Linked DNA regions of Homo sapiens: regions 1, 2 and 3 are each linked to region 4. Evidence: chromatin contacts called from ENCODE Hi-C or POLR2A ChIA-PET data. All regions are on one chromosome and are shown on one strand. The core of a region is the stretch at or near the end of the contact, and the rest is flanking DNA. Distances in the headings are between cores, read along the strand shown. Region 1 holds the start of ALYREF (Aly/REF export factor). Region 2 overlaps BAIAP2 (BAR/IMD domain containing adaptor protein 2). Region 3 overlaps AATK (apoptosis associated tyrosine kinase). Region 4 holds the start of ACTG1 (actin gamma 1).

Evidence for each region. Hi-C counts contacts between places; a loop is a spot of excess contacts on that map. ChIA-PET counts read pairs that join two places held with the same protein, here RNA polymerase II (POLR2A). Pooled maps may share reads with other maps.
Region 1: a pooled map shows a loop between it and region 4 (22-fold over the local background). The contact joins the promoter of ALYREF here to the promoter of ACTG1 in region 4. A Hi-C loop is called at or near these places in 1 of 37 single-sample maps with no recorded cell type and 7 of 50 pooled maps. POLR2A ChIA-PET finds 5 or more read pairs at or near these places in 5 of 52 experiments (GM10248, GM12878, H1 and 2 more).
Region 2: a pooled map shows a loop between it and region 4 (5-fold over the local background). The contact joins the enhancer-like site here to the promoter of ACTG1 in region 4. A Hi-C loop is called at or near these places in 4 of 50 pooled maps. POLR2A ChIA-PET finds 5 or more read pairs at or near these places in 3 of 52 experiments (H1, WTC11 and activated CD8-positive, alpha-beta T cell).
Region 3: a loop to region 4 is called in a pooled map, with 2.9 times the contacts of the local background. The contact joins the enhancer-like site here to the promoter of ACTG1 in region 4. A Hi-C loop is called at or near these places in 1 of 50 pooled maps. POLR2A ChIA-PET finds 5 or more read pairs at or near these places in 7 of 52 experiments (BJ, H1, IMR-90 and 4 more).

What each region holds. Positions count from the first base shown.
Region 1 is chr17:81,890,221-81,893,031 of GRCh38, forward strand. It overlaps ALYREF (Aly/REF export factor), which reads right to left and starts at 1,366. Exons shown (of 6, transcript NM_005782.4): 1 at 1,103-1,366; 2 at 469-600. The coding sequence starts at 1,360. ANAPC11 (anaphase promoting complex subunit 11) reads left to right here and starts at 1,503. Exons shown (of 4, transcript NM_001002248.3): 1 at 1,503-1,621. RefSeq lists silencers at 1,383-1,922, 2,803-2,811.
Region 2 is chr17:81,100,556-81,103,255 of GRCh38, forward strand. All of the region lies in intron 7 of BAIAP2 (BAR/IMD domain containing adaptor protein 2), which reads left to right. Among named protein-coding and RNA genes, the nearest start is that of MIR657, 23 kb to the right of the region's middle. RefSeq lists enhancers at 1,146-1,663, 1,664-2,180. Within about 2 kb of position 1,341, at least 2 of the 41 ENCODE cell types and tissues checked have a DNase peak (open chromatin) inside an H3K27ac peak, as active enhancers do.
Region 3 is chr17:81,141,657-81,144,669 of GRCh38, forward strand. All of the region lies in intron 1 of AATK (apoptosis associated tyrosine kinase), which reads right to left. Among named protein-coding and RNA genes, the nearest start is that of MIR1250, 9.9 kb to the left of the region's middle. RefSeq lists a silencer at 1,135-1,184 and an enhancer at 1,451-1,951. Within about 2 kb of position 1,260, at least 2 of the 41 ENCODE cell types and tissues checked have a DNase peak (open chromatin) inside an H3K27ac peak, as active enhancers do.
Region 4 is chr17:81,511,549-81,514,348 of GRCh38, forward strand. It overlaps ACTG1 (actin gamma 1), which reads right to left and starts at 1,251. Exons shown (of 6, transcript NM_001614.5): 1 at 1,186-1,251; 2 at 684-812; 3 at 355-594; 4 at 1-78. The coding sequence starts at 806. RefSeq lists enhancers at 697-786, 1,997-2,276, 2,307-2,356 and silencers at 1,007-1,176, 1,377-1,856, 2,487-2,676.

The DNA.
Region 1 (2,811 bases), core at 116-2,615, 380 kb after region 4:
GATAAAACCACAGCGTACAAGGTCTTTATAAGACAGTACTCAAGGCAAACAGAGCCAGAAAAACAGACTCCCTGTGCTTCACAAGATACATAAAGAAGATTCTTTTTCTCACATTAACCCACTAAGACAGGCACAAAATTTAAAAAGCAACTGGGCTGGGTCTAACAGCCAAAAACCACTCACATTTGGTCAGTCTTTGTCCCTGTTAGAAACTGGAAGCCCTGGCAGGGGATTTTCACTCACAGAACCCATCTTCAGACTAACAGCAGCAGTTCCTCAGGCTCAGCTAGGCTCGCACCTGCCTGCGCACTGACCCCGGCTTTACTAGCACTGGGTCTGTCCTGCAGCCCTTCAGAGCTGGGAGGGCTCCCTTCGCTAAGGCGGGAAGGGGACTCAGGGCCACATCCCCAAAATCACGATCCGTCCTGTGCAGGGCGAACGGCTCACCGAGAAGCCCTCGTCTCTTACCTGAATATCGGCGTCTGAGACTCCAAAATCCAGATTGGACACCAGCAGTTTCCCACCTGTCTCCACGCCGGCACCACCGCCGAAGCCACTGTCGAAAAGATCGTGCTGCCACTTGTCGGGAAGTTGTTTTGGCTGAAAAAAAAACCGCAACAAGAGCAGATCTGTGAGTCTCAGTCCAGGGCTTTCCTGACCCTCACGGCTACTCCGGACCCTTCCTCTTCCCGGCCTGAGAGGATCCGGCCGAAACGGGGCCGCCAGCGCTCCCTCCGGCGCTGCAGCTGCCCCAGCCCGAGGCCGCACGGTCCCACCGCGGCCGCACAACTTCAGTTCCCTTAGACTAACTTCCCGCCGCCTGTGCCGCGCCCAGCGTCCCCTCCTCTCCTGCCACGAGGCCCCAACGTCCGGAACAAACAAAGAGCTGGGAAGGGTCTCAGCCTCCGGGACCGGACCCCGAAAGAACGACCTCGCTCCCGCCCACCACCCCCTCCGCGCCCACACGCACCCTCCGGACCTCCGGGCGGCCGCTCCACCAGCCTTATCCACCCGCCGGCCCGGGTCTCCGCCGCGAGCGGCCCCGGCCCCAGCCCCGGCTGGCCCCCTCCCACTCTCCGGCGCGGCCGGCCTCCGCACTCACCCTGCTGTAGGGCGCCGGTCGGTTCCTGCCGCCTCCGCCGGCCGCGCCGCGGGCGATGGCCGGCCGGTTCCGGATGGGCCCGCCGCCTCGATTCACTCGCGCGGCGGCCTGCGCCCCACCGCCGCGGCCGCCCTGGGAGCCGGCCCGGCCGCGGCCCCGGCCCCCGCCCCGGCCGCCTCGCTGGCTCCGGTTCAGTTTAATGATGTCGTCCAGAGACATGTCCATTTTGTCGGCCATGGCGGGCGCGGAATCGGGCATCGGCTCGAGCCCGCGCGTCAGCACGCCGGCACGTCACTTCCGGCGCCGCGTGAGGCCTTCCGGTGCCACGGCCTCGGAGCGGCTGCTGATTGGCCGCTGGCGGACGGCTGCGCGCGCGGGACGGGGTGAGGCGGGGAGGCGCGTGCGCACTGGCGTGCGAGACTCGGCGGGCGCTGTTGAGGGAGTCGGGCCGCGACTGTGGTCGTTTTTATACCTTCCCGCGCGGACGCCGGCGCTGCCAACGGAAGGGCGGGTAGGGCGGTGCGTGATTAGGTTGGCGAAGGTGCGAGGGCGCAGGGGGTGGGGCGGCGGCCGTTGGAGGCGGAGCCTACGCGCCCCTCCCTCCCCGCACGCTCCGCCCGATCGGCCAGGGCTGGGGGCGCTGGGGGCGCTACGGGCGCGGCGGGTGCCTGGGAGCTGCTGGGAGTCCTTGTTTCCGCTCCCGCCCAGGACTGTGCGCTCGGCTCGCGGTGGGGTCCGGCGGGCGCGGCTTCGGCGGGCGGCAGCCGCTGCAGACGAGCTGCGGGTTGGTTTTTTGGTCTCCACCTGCAGCCCCCCCAAGTCTGCACTGTCACATTTTGCCAGTCATATCCTTTACAAGTTTTCTTGCGGGCCGGGCGCGGGCCTCACGCCTGTAATCCCAGCACTTTGGGAGGCCGAGGCAAGAGGTTCGCTTCAGCCCAGGAGTTTGAGACCAGCCGGGGCAACATCGTGAGACCCCCATCTCTAAAAAAAAAAATGAGCTGGGCATGGTGGTGCACTTCTGTACTACCAGCTACTTGGGAGGCCGAGGTGGGAGGATTGCTTGAGCCCAGGAGGTCGAGGCTGCAGTGAGCCGTGGTGGCACCACTGCACTCCAGCCTGGGCGACAGAGCCAGACCCTGTCTCCAAAAAAAAATTATTTTTGCAACTTATTAATGAAAACCAGTGTGCCATTTCATTGATTTTTTTTTTTTTTTTTTGAGGCAGTCTCATTCTGTCGCCCAGGCTGGAGTGCAGTGGGGCGATCTCGGCTCACTGCAACCTCTGCCTCCTGGGTTCAAGCGAGTCTCCAGCGGCAGCCTCCCGAGTAGCTGGGACTACAGGCACGTGCCACCATACCTGGCTAATGTTTGTATTTTTAATAGAGACAGGGTTTCGCCATGTTGGCCAGGGTGGTCTTGAACTCCTGACCTCAGATGATCCGCCCGCCTTGGCCTCCCAAAGTGCTGGGATTACAGGCATGAGCCACCACACCCAGCCCATTTCATGGATTTTAAGTTGTTTTGAGATACTTGCTTTTGTTTTTGTTTTTTGAGTCAGGGTCTCCCTCCGTCACCCAGAGTGGAGTGCAGTGGTGTGATCTTGGCTCACTGCAGCCTCAAACTCCTGGGCTCGAGCTATCCTCCCACGTCAGCCTCTCAGGCAGCTGGTGCACGCCACCACAGCTGGCTTTTTTTTTTTTTTTTGAG
Region 2 (2,700 bases), core at 91-2,590, 410 kb before region 4:
CACTGAGGACCCCCAGCCCCAAGCCTGGGTCCCCAGCCACCCAAGACCACTGTGCCACTGGGCCCCTAGGCCACCCAAGACAACCATGACACTGGCCCCAGGTCCAGCAGCTGCCATAGCTCGGCTGTCGTACGTGGACCTGCCACCCCTCACCCAACCCAAACCTGCCCTATCTCTTTGCTTCCTGGGTAGCCAGGGGCCCTGCCTGGCTCTCAGGTGGCCTCCCCAGTCCCTCCCTCACTGCTCCAGAGTGGCCTCCCTGGGACTCAAACCTGGTCACAGGGTCCTCCCCTGGCTCCCAGGCTCTTGGTGACCTGTGCCTCTACCACCTCTGCCTGCACCCCTGAGCCACTGTGGTCCCAGGTGGGGCCTTGGGTGGTGGCCACATGCTGCTGCCCTCGTGACCTCTGAGAGACCCCTCTGCCCGTCATCTGTTGAGGGCCCCTCCTTGGGCCGGTAGACTCTTGGCCCTGTGTTTCCCGCTAGGCGTCCCCCGGCACAGTCCTGCGGCCCTGTGTCTCCCGCTAGGTGTCCCCCGGCACAGTCCTGCGGCCCTGTGTCTCCCGCTAGGCGTCCCCCAGCACAGTCCTGCAGCCCTGTGTTTCCGGCATCCCCAGCCTTGTCGTTCCTTGTGGGGGAATCCCGCCCTGGGATCCGCCATGTCCCAGGACCAAGCCTGGCCCTGCTGAACCAGGAGCGAGTTCCTCAGGGACGGGCTGCAGCAGCCCCCTCCATGGATATCCTGAGCCCCGATGTGAGCAAGGGGATCCCCTCCTAGGAGGCTGACTTAGCCCCCAGAGCAGGCAAGGCCCAGAGGCCAGACTCCCCACCGGGAACAGGCAGGGCCAGCAGGCCCCTGTTCACCCATAGTCCATGGGTAGGAGTTGGGATGGGATCACATGTGTCCCCTGGAACATTCTGGAACATTTCAAGAGTTTCGAAGATGTAGTTCCGGAGCCAAGCCCACCAGGGAGGCCCTGGTCATGTCTTTCTAAAATAAAGGGTTGCAGGGATCCACGGGCTATACCTTGACACTTGTTCCCCCCACCCACCACACTCTCATGTACGTGCGCGTGCGTGCACACACACACACACGCACGTGATACAGAACCAGTGCTCCAGTCCCCACAGCCTGGGGACAGCCAGGAGACAAGTGCTCTTCCCTCCCTGGAGAGGCCCCTCCTGCCGGCCTGGGCCTGCTGGGCACTGTGGGCAGGTGCAGGCAAGGACAGCAGCAGCACCTTTGACCCCTGGAGGCAGCCTCGCTGCTGAAGGACTCAGCGGTGACAGGCTGTGCTGCCACAGCTGCCAGGCAGGGAGCGCTGTGGAGCGCAGGCCTCCCGCCTGCTAGACCCAGGACAGTGGCGGGCGTCTGCGCCCTCTGGCGGGGGCCAGGCCCCATGACGGGGCCAGGGAGTGAGAGCGGGGCTGTCAGTGGCTGGGGTGCTGCCTGCAGGGATGGAGGGCGGGGAAGCCAGGCTGCTTGCCGCAGGTCTCCCAGGAGGGGTTGCGGGATGTGCCTGCGGTGGCAGCAGCTGACCTCCTGGGCTCGTGGGCCCCCGGGCGTGTGTGGAAGAGGCCTGTGTCCCACAGACCCACTTAGAGACGAGCCTCTGGGCTGGGGGCCAGGGTGTGAGGGCAGCCTCCCAGGGCAGTTCGTAGTAGCTCCCTGGTGCTTGGGTTTGGGCCTGCCTCGGGGCTCTCAGGGTGCGGGGGTGACGCTGGCTCGTGGCCGCTGTGTCAGGGCCGTGCCGCTGCGAGGTCGGTGTCCCTCGGCCGTCTGCCCTAGTGCTGGTCCCTGCTGGCCTCTCCGCGCCACCCAAGACTCACTCCTCTACCACTGATCTCAGCCAGGGCTCGGCAGACGTTCTGAAGGGCCACAAAGTTTGTGCTTTTGGCTCTGTGGGCCGTGCCGTCTCCAGCTCTGTTACTGCAATGTGAGGGCAGCCATGAATGAATGATTCACAAATCGATGCACAGCTGTGTTGCAATAAAACTTTATTTACAAAACAGGAAGCCAGCCCTCGGGCTGTGGTTTGCTGACCCCTGGTCTGAGCCAGCAGCAGAGGGGTAGGGGTGGCATGGGGAGGACTTGCTCAGAATGGCTGTCGTCCAACATCCTCCGTGGGTCCCCAGCGTGGGTGCCCAGCCACATGTAGAAGGGAACGGGGATGAGTTGGGGGGAGCAGTGAAAGCCGGAGAGGCCCCCAGAGGTGCCAGAGACATAGCAGTTCTGGCCCACAGCTTAAGGGTCTGGGGGTCCCGGGAATCCAGGCCCTGCAGCCTGCTTAGGCCAAATGGCCAGGAGGGGCAGGGGTTACTTGATTAGCTCCCAGGACCCAGGCCCGGCCGGCTCCCAGTCCCAGAACCTTTCTCCATGCCTGTGGCTTCCTCCTCCTTTGTCCCCACTGTGCTCAGCTGGTCTGTGTCCAGCAGGCCGCAGAGTACGCCCGAGGGAGCGCGGGCTCTTGGGCCCAAGGGCAGTGGTTGGAGCAGTGAGCCTCAGTGTGTCTGACGGGGCTGCCTTCCTGCCCTCGGCAGCCAGGCCTGACCCCCACTGGGCAGCACCACCCCCTCCCCCGGCCATCTGGGGCGCCTTCCTGGCACTTTGGGGTTTGCCCACCGGAGTTTGACCTTGTGCGTCCCTGTCCGTTCCTCCTTCCTCCAGGCCCTGATGGGCCCCGCGGGCGTTGAGCCTGG
Region 3 (3,013 bases), core at 10-2,509, 370 kb before region 4:
AAAGCTTGGTGGCTGGGCAGGTCCCCAGAGGGCCGCCATCAGTCCTCAAAGACATGCTCAGATGCAGTGGCTCAGGCCTGGCACCAGCTGGTCCCAAGGTGGGGTGGTGAGGGTACATCTGCTGTGCACACGTGGCTGGACGCGCTGGGGGCAGGTCCAGGTCAGCTTCAAGGACTCTGCCCAGGCTAACCCTAGAGGCCTCTAGTGCCAGCAGTTACTTACTTTTTTTCTTTCTTTCTTTTTTCTCTCTCTTTCTCCCTCTCCTTCCTTCCTTCCTTCCTTCCTTCCTTCCTTCCTTTCCTTCCTTCCTTCCTTCCTTGATAGAGTCTCACTCTGTCACCCAGGCTAGAGTGCAGTGGCATGATCTCAGCTCACTGCAACCTCCACCTCCCCAGTTCAAGTGATTCTCCCACCTCAGCCCCCCAAGTAGCTGGGATTACAGGCACCTGCCACCATCACCCTCGGCTAATTTTTGTATTTTTAGTAGAAATGGGGTTTCACTATGTTAGCCAGGCTGGTCTCAAACTCCTGACTTCAGGTGATCCACCCACCTTGGCCTCCCAAAATGCTGGGATTACAGGCATGAGCTACCAGGCCCGCTCTTTTTTTTCTTTTTTCTTTTCTTTTTTTTTTTGAGACAGAATCTTGCTCTGTCACCCAGGCTGGAGCGCAGTGGTGCAATCACGGCTCATGGCAGCCTCAAACTCCTGGGCTCAAATAATCCTCCCACCTTAGCCTCCCAAGTAGCTGAGACCACAGCCTTGCACCACCACACCCGCTAATTTTTACATTTTTTTGTAGAGACAGGTCTCACTATGTTGTCCAGGCTGGTCTCAAACTCCTGGGTTCAATCAATCCTCCCGCCTTGGCCTCCAGTTTCAAAGTTAATGTCTATTTGGCCATTGTCCAGCTCTGGAGCATTGGCTCTGCTGAGAGGTTGGGGTGGGAAGAGGCAGAGCCAGCCACAGGGAGCTGGCAGGGGACCAAGAGCAGGGAAGAGAAGGAGGTGCTTGGGGTGGAGACACCCCCACAACAGGCTGCCGGCTTTGAGTCAGTCCCACCCTCCTGGGAGTGGCTTCTCACCTGTGAGCCTCCCTGAGCAGTAAGGACCCAGCCCCACCCCCGCCCCAGCCAGCCAGCCTCCCTGTCCCCGTCCCCCAAAGTCCACTTGACTTGTAACCACCCTATCCACGGAGGTGTGGACGCATCATCGGCGTGACCCTCACGCCCACCAGGTGGCACTCTCAGCCATTTTACACACGCAGTGGAAAGGACAGGAGGCTCCTGGGACTCTGGGCCACACACAGAGGAACAGGGAGGCCAGCTCCAGGCACAGCGTGGCCTGAGCTCAAAACACAGGCGTGGTCCAGGATGGCGCCTACTCAGCACAGAGCTGGGGGATCCCAGCTTGGGGTGCTGCCGTCCGCAGCGTTGCCGGCACACGGCCTTCCCTCGAAGGCCACGGGAGAGTTCCGAGAGTGGCCTGGCTGAGCCTGAGAGTGGCCCCACAGCCCAAGCCCTTGGCCACACCTGGCTCGATGAGCCCCCACCCCCGCAACGTGCACACGTCCCAGGCGGAAGCCGCCTGCAGCAGCCCCAGGTCCCAGGCAGCCTGTGCGGGACCCTGGAGTCCCAGGACACGTCACCTGACCTGGCCCAGCTTCTACAGGGCTGTCCCTAGGACCGGGTGCTCACTGCAGCACAGGGTGGCCCTGGTCAAAGCCAAGAGCTAGTAAGTTTTCTGTGTTGGGTCCAAATGCACTTCCCCTCAACCCCATCCAGCTCTGCCTGGGGCCATGCAGCCCCCACCCCTTGTGTCCACGCAGCCCCTGCCTCCCGTGTCCACGCAGCCTCACTTCCCCCAGCCATGCAGCCCCCACCCCCCGTGTCCACGCAGCCCCAATTCCCCCAGCCATGCAGCCCCGCCTCCCGTGGCCACACCTGGTCCTCCAGCCTCCTCGACCCCTCTGGCTTCACAGCCTCTCTCCTCAGCACGTCGCCCCACAGTTAGCAATCCCCACCCCTGATGAGGCCAGGACTGTGTGGAGTCCAGGGGCCCCACGGTGGGTGGCCATGGGGTGTGATCCCCACGGGGTAAGGCGAGGCCTCCACTCTCTCCACCCACACTGCCTCTTCTGGAACCTTGGGCCCTGCCTGCCCGGGGCTCCAGGCTCTGCTCACCCGTCGGGTGTGCCTGGCATGCATGCCCCGTGGGTGCGGGCGTGACCCCCACATGCTAGCTCAGTCTGAGGTTCCAAGGCTCCCAGCCATTCCCCCCACAACAGCAGGTGCACCCAGGGTGAGCACGGTGCCCAGGGTTGCCCCTGCATGCTTCCTCCACCCAAGCTGCCTTCCTGCAGGGACGGGTGGCCAGGGTGGCCAGCACATAAGGTGTGGCTCTCTGCCCCCACCCCTGTCCCCGCTCGGCCCTTCAGGAAGCTTCCTGCTAAGTGGCTAAGTGCACCCCTCCAGGAACTTGGGGCTCACTCCCCTCCCCGAGGCAGCCTCTTTCACCTTTTGTGGCACCAACAGCCAGCGTCTCTTGCACAGACCCAGCCTGGCCCACACCTCCCAAAAATGCCCCCAAAATGTCCCCAAATCACACAAACAAATGGATCAGGATCAGCAAAGCTGCAGATAGGAGCCTGGGGGTAAAGGTCAAGGCCCCTTGTCCCAGCCCCACACTGCCCTCCCCATCGCTCTGTGCTGGTCGGGTGTTCACACCTGGGGCAAGGTAGCCAGGACCCTGGGGAGAGGGTGGCCACATCATCAGGGAAGAGCAGGCCTGTGGGTGGCCGAGAGGACACAGTGGCCCCTGGAGGCACCCCCAGGCGGGGCCGCTGCAGCTGGGACAATGGAGGGGCAAGGGGGCCGGGCAGGGGGCCCGCAGGAGCCCACAGGGCTCCCTTGAGAGCCGCCCACCCACTCTCAGTGCCGCACCCCCGGCCATTCACATTTCCAGCGTGGGAGGAGTTCGCCTTCACTGTTACTAAAGCTTCTGTCTTCATCAAAT
Region 4 (2,800 bases), core at 1-2,500:
GCGCCCAGAGGCGTAGAGGGACAGCACGGCCTGGATGGCCACGTACATGGCCGGGGTGTTGAAGGTCTCAAACATAATCTGAGAAGGGACAAGGGGCGGCTTAGTCAGGGACAGAGACCCACGGCCACCCCATGCTCACACGCCACAACATGCTGCATGCCAGTGTGATGTGTGGAGAAAAGAAAAGAACGCAGGCAGAAACCAAATGAGAAACCTGGAGGCTTCAGGGAGGAAATGCCGGGAGAGGAACAGAGCCTGGAACAGCGAAAGAAACACTTAAATGTCAGAAATCAAGCCGGGCAGAAAATGACTGGGGAAAGGACGGGAGGAGCACGGGCGTCGGCCGAGCCTCACCTGAGTCATCTTCTCTCTGTTGGCCTTGGGGTTCAGGGGGGCCTCGGTCAGCAGCACTGGGTGCTCCTCCGGGGCCACGCGCAGCTCGTTGTAGAAGGTGTGGTGCCAGATCTTCTCCATGTCGTCCCAGTTGGTGACGATGCCATGCTCAATGGGGTACTTCAGGGTCAGGATGCCACGCTTGCTCTGGGCCTCGTCGCCCACGTAGGAGTCCTTCTGGCCCATGCCCACCATGACGCCCTGCAGGGGACGACCCGTCAGCCTCGCCGGCGACACCGAACCCACCCCGCAACGCAGAACCCAGGAGCCCCGCGGCGCCATCCACTCACCTGGTGTCTGGGGCGCCCGACGATGGAAGGAAACACGGCTCGGGGAGCGTCGTCCCCAGCAAAACCAGCTTTGCACATGCCGGAGCCATTGTCAATGACCAGCGCGGCGATCTCTTCTTCCATTGCGACCTGCCCGGAAAAGGATGGACTCAGGCGGGCGCGTCTGTAACACGGTCCCCTCCCCACAGCCACCTAATGCCCTCCCGCGGGGAAGCCTCGGCCCTGCCCCAACCCCAGCGGCCGTGGCCTCCAAGATCGCAACCGCCTGGAACCGAAGGCCGGGCCTTTTACGTAACGTCCACGGCTCGGAAGTCTGCACTGCGGCCGGGCCCCGCCCTGGACCCCCGGCGCCCCCCCAGCCCCGTCCGCCTGACCCGGCCCACCCCGCCTTTTGTTCCCGGGGAAGGCGCGACGAGGCCTCGGCAGCTGGAAGCGGGGCCAGCCGGGGTCGGGGGGCGCAGGCCTGCGACGTCCAGCTCAGGCCCCGGGGCGGGGCGCTCACCGGCAGAGAAACGCGACGGCGGAGCGGCGGAAGAACAGAGTGCGAGAGCTGGCAGCGGCGACTGAGACCGACCGCGGCCTCCCCCGCCGTTATTTAAGCGGAAGCGGCGCGCCCGCGCGGCCCGGCGGCGCGCGCGGCCCCAGAACATGTCCATATATGGCGATCTTTCCGAAAGCCGGGCACCCATTGGCCCGCCGGGCAGGGACACGTGGGGCCCCGGCCCGCCCCGCCCCCAGCCCGCACCGCCTCCCAACGGCCCCGCCCGCGCCACCCCCGCGCGCTCGCGACCCTGCGCGGGCCGGCGGGCGGGTCTGAGTTGGGGCGCCCTCCGAGGGTCGCCGGGAGGGCCGAAGGGCTGACGGGCCTGGCCCCTCCCCGGGACTGCCGCGCCGTGGGGAGGGCCCTGCTGCGCCCCGAAACTGCCTGACCCGGGGCGGGGCCGCGCCGGAGCTGGGGTGGGTCCCCGAGTCCCCGGCCACGCTGCGGGGCTTTGCTCCCTGGGACGTCCCTTGCAATCTTTCCCCTCGGGCTCCACGAGGATCTCGGGCGCCAGTGCCGGGCTGAGGAAGGGGCGCGGCGGGGGTCCGCGACGCTCTGCGTCCCTGGGCGCGGGGGAGCTCTCAGGAGCCCTCACCTCGCCCCGGTCACCATAGGAAACAGCCCGCCCGTCCCCAAGCGCAGCCACCACCATGCAGGTCCCTCCACGGGGCGCCCTGCCCCGGATCTCCGTTCGTTTGAAGACCGAGGCCCCTTTCTACCCGACCCGACACATCCCTGCCCCTCAAATCACAGGCCTGATTGTCCCCAGGCGCGCGCTCCGGGTTGGGGCTACCCCGCCCCCTTATGTGCTGAGAAGGTGGTGTGGAGTGAGGCCTTTGTTTCATTCTGGTCACCTGTAGACATTATAGGGAAACTGAGGTAGACAATGGGAGCCCTGACTTTTTTGAAGGTCGGCTCCCCAGCTTCGGGCGGTCGGGGGGATACCCTCTTCTGTTTACGATGCTAGTTAAGAGCAGCGATCAGGGCTGGCGTGGGTTTAGCCACAGGCTTGTCCAGGGCGCTCACTCCTCGCCAGGAGCGGCGCCGGTGCTTTGGTTACACCCCGAGAGGCGCCCGGCACTACGGTTTCCTTGTGCGCTGCTGGAATTTTCAGGGTTGGAGCGCCGGCCGCGTAGGGGTGGCAGTGAGGCCGCGCAGTGAGGGGACGGACTCGCCCGAGGTCGCAGAGCGTTCAGATTGACTCGACAGGCTGGGGGGCGGGGCCGGGGTCCCCACGCGGAGTCCGGGGCCCTGCAACGTTAGCTCGCGACCCCGTGTTTGGGAGTGACAACAGCGAGTCAGGGCAAGGCGGCCGGCCCAGCTCACCTGCGGGCTGCAGTCAGCCCGGACGCCGAGACCCGTGCCTAAGGCCCCCGTGCCCCAGGCCTCCCAGGGGTGCTGAGCGCCCCCAGGCCCAGAATCTCCGGGGGCCCGGGCAAGGCTGTCAGGTATGTTCCCTCCCGTGGCGAAGCCGGGGCTGGGCCTCCAACAGACCCACCCGGACTCGCGTCCCTGGGCAGAACCACACAGCCTGCTCGACCCCCGGGTGAGGACTTCCACTTGGGGGGTCCCAAGA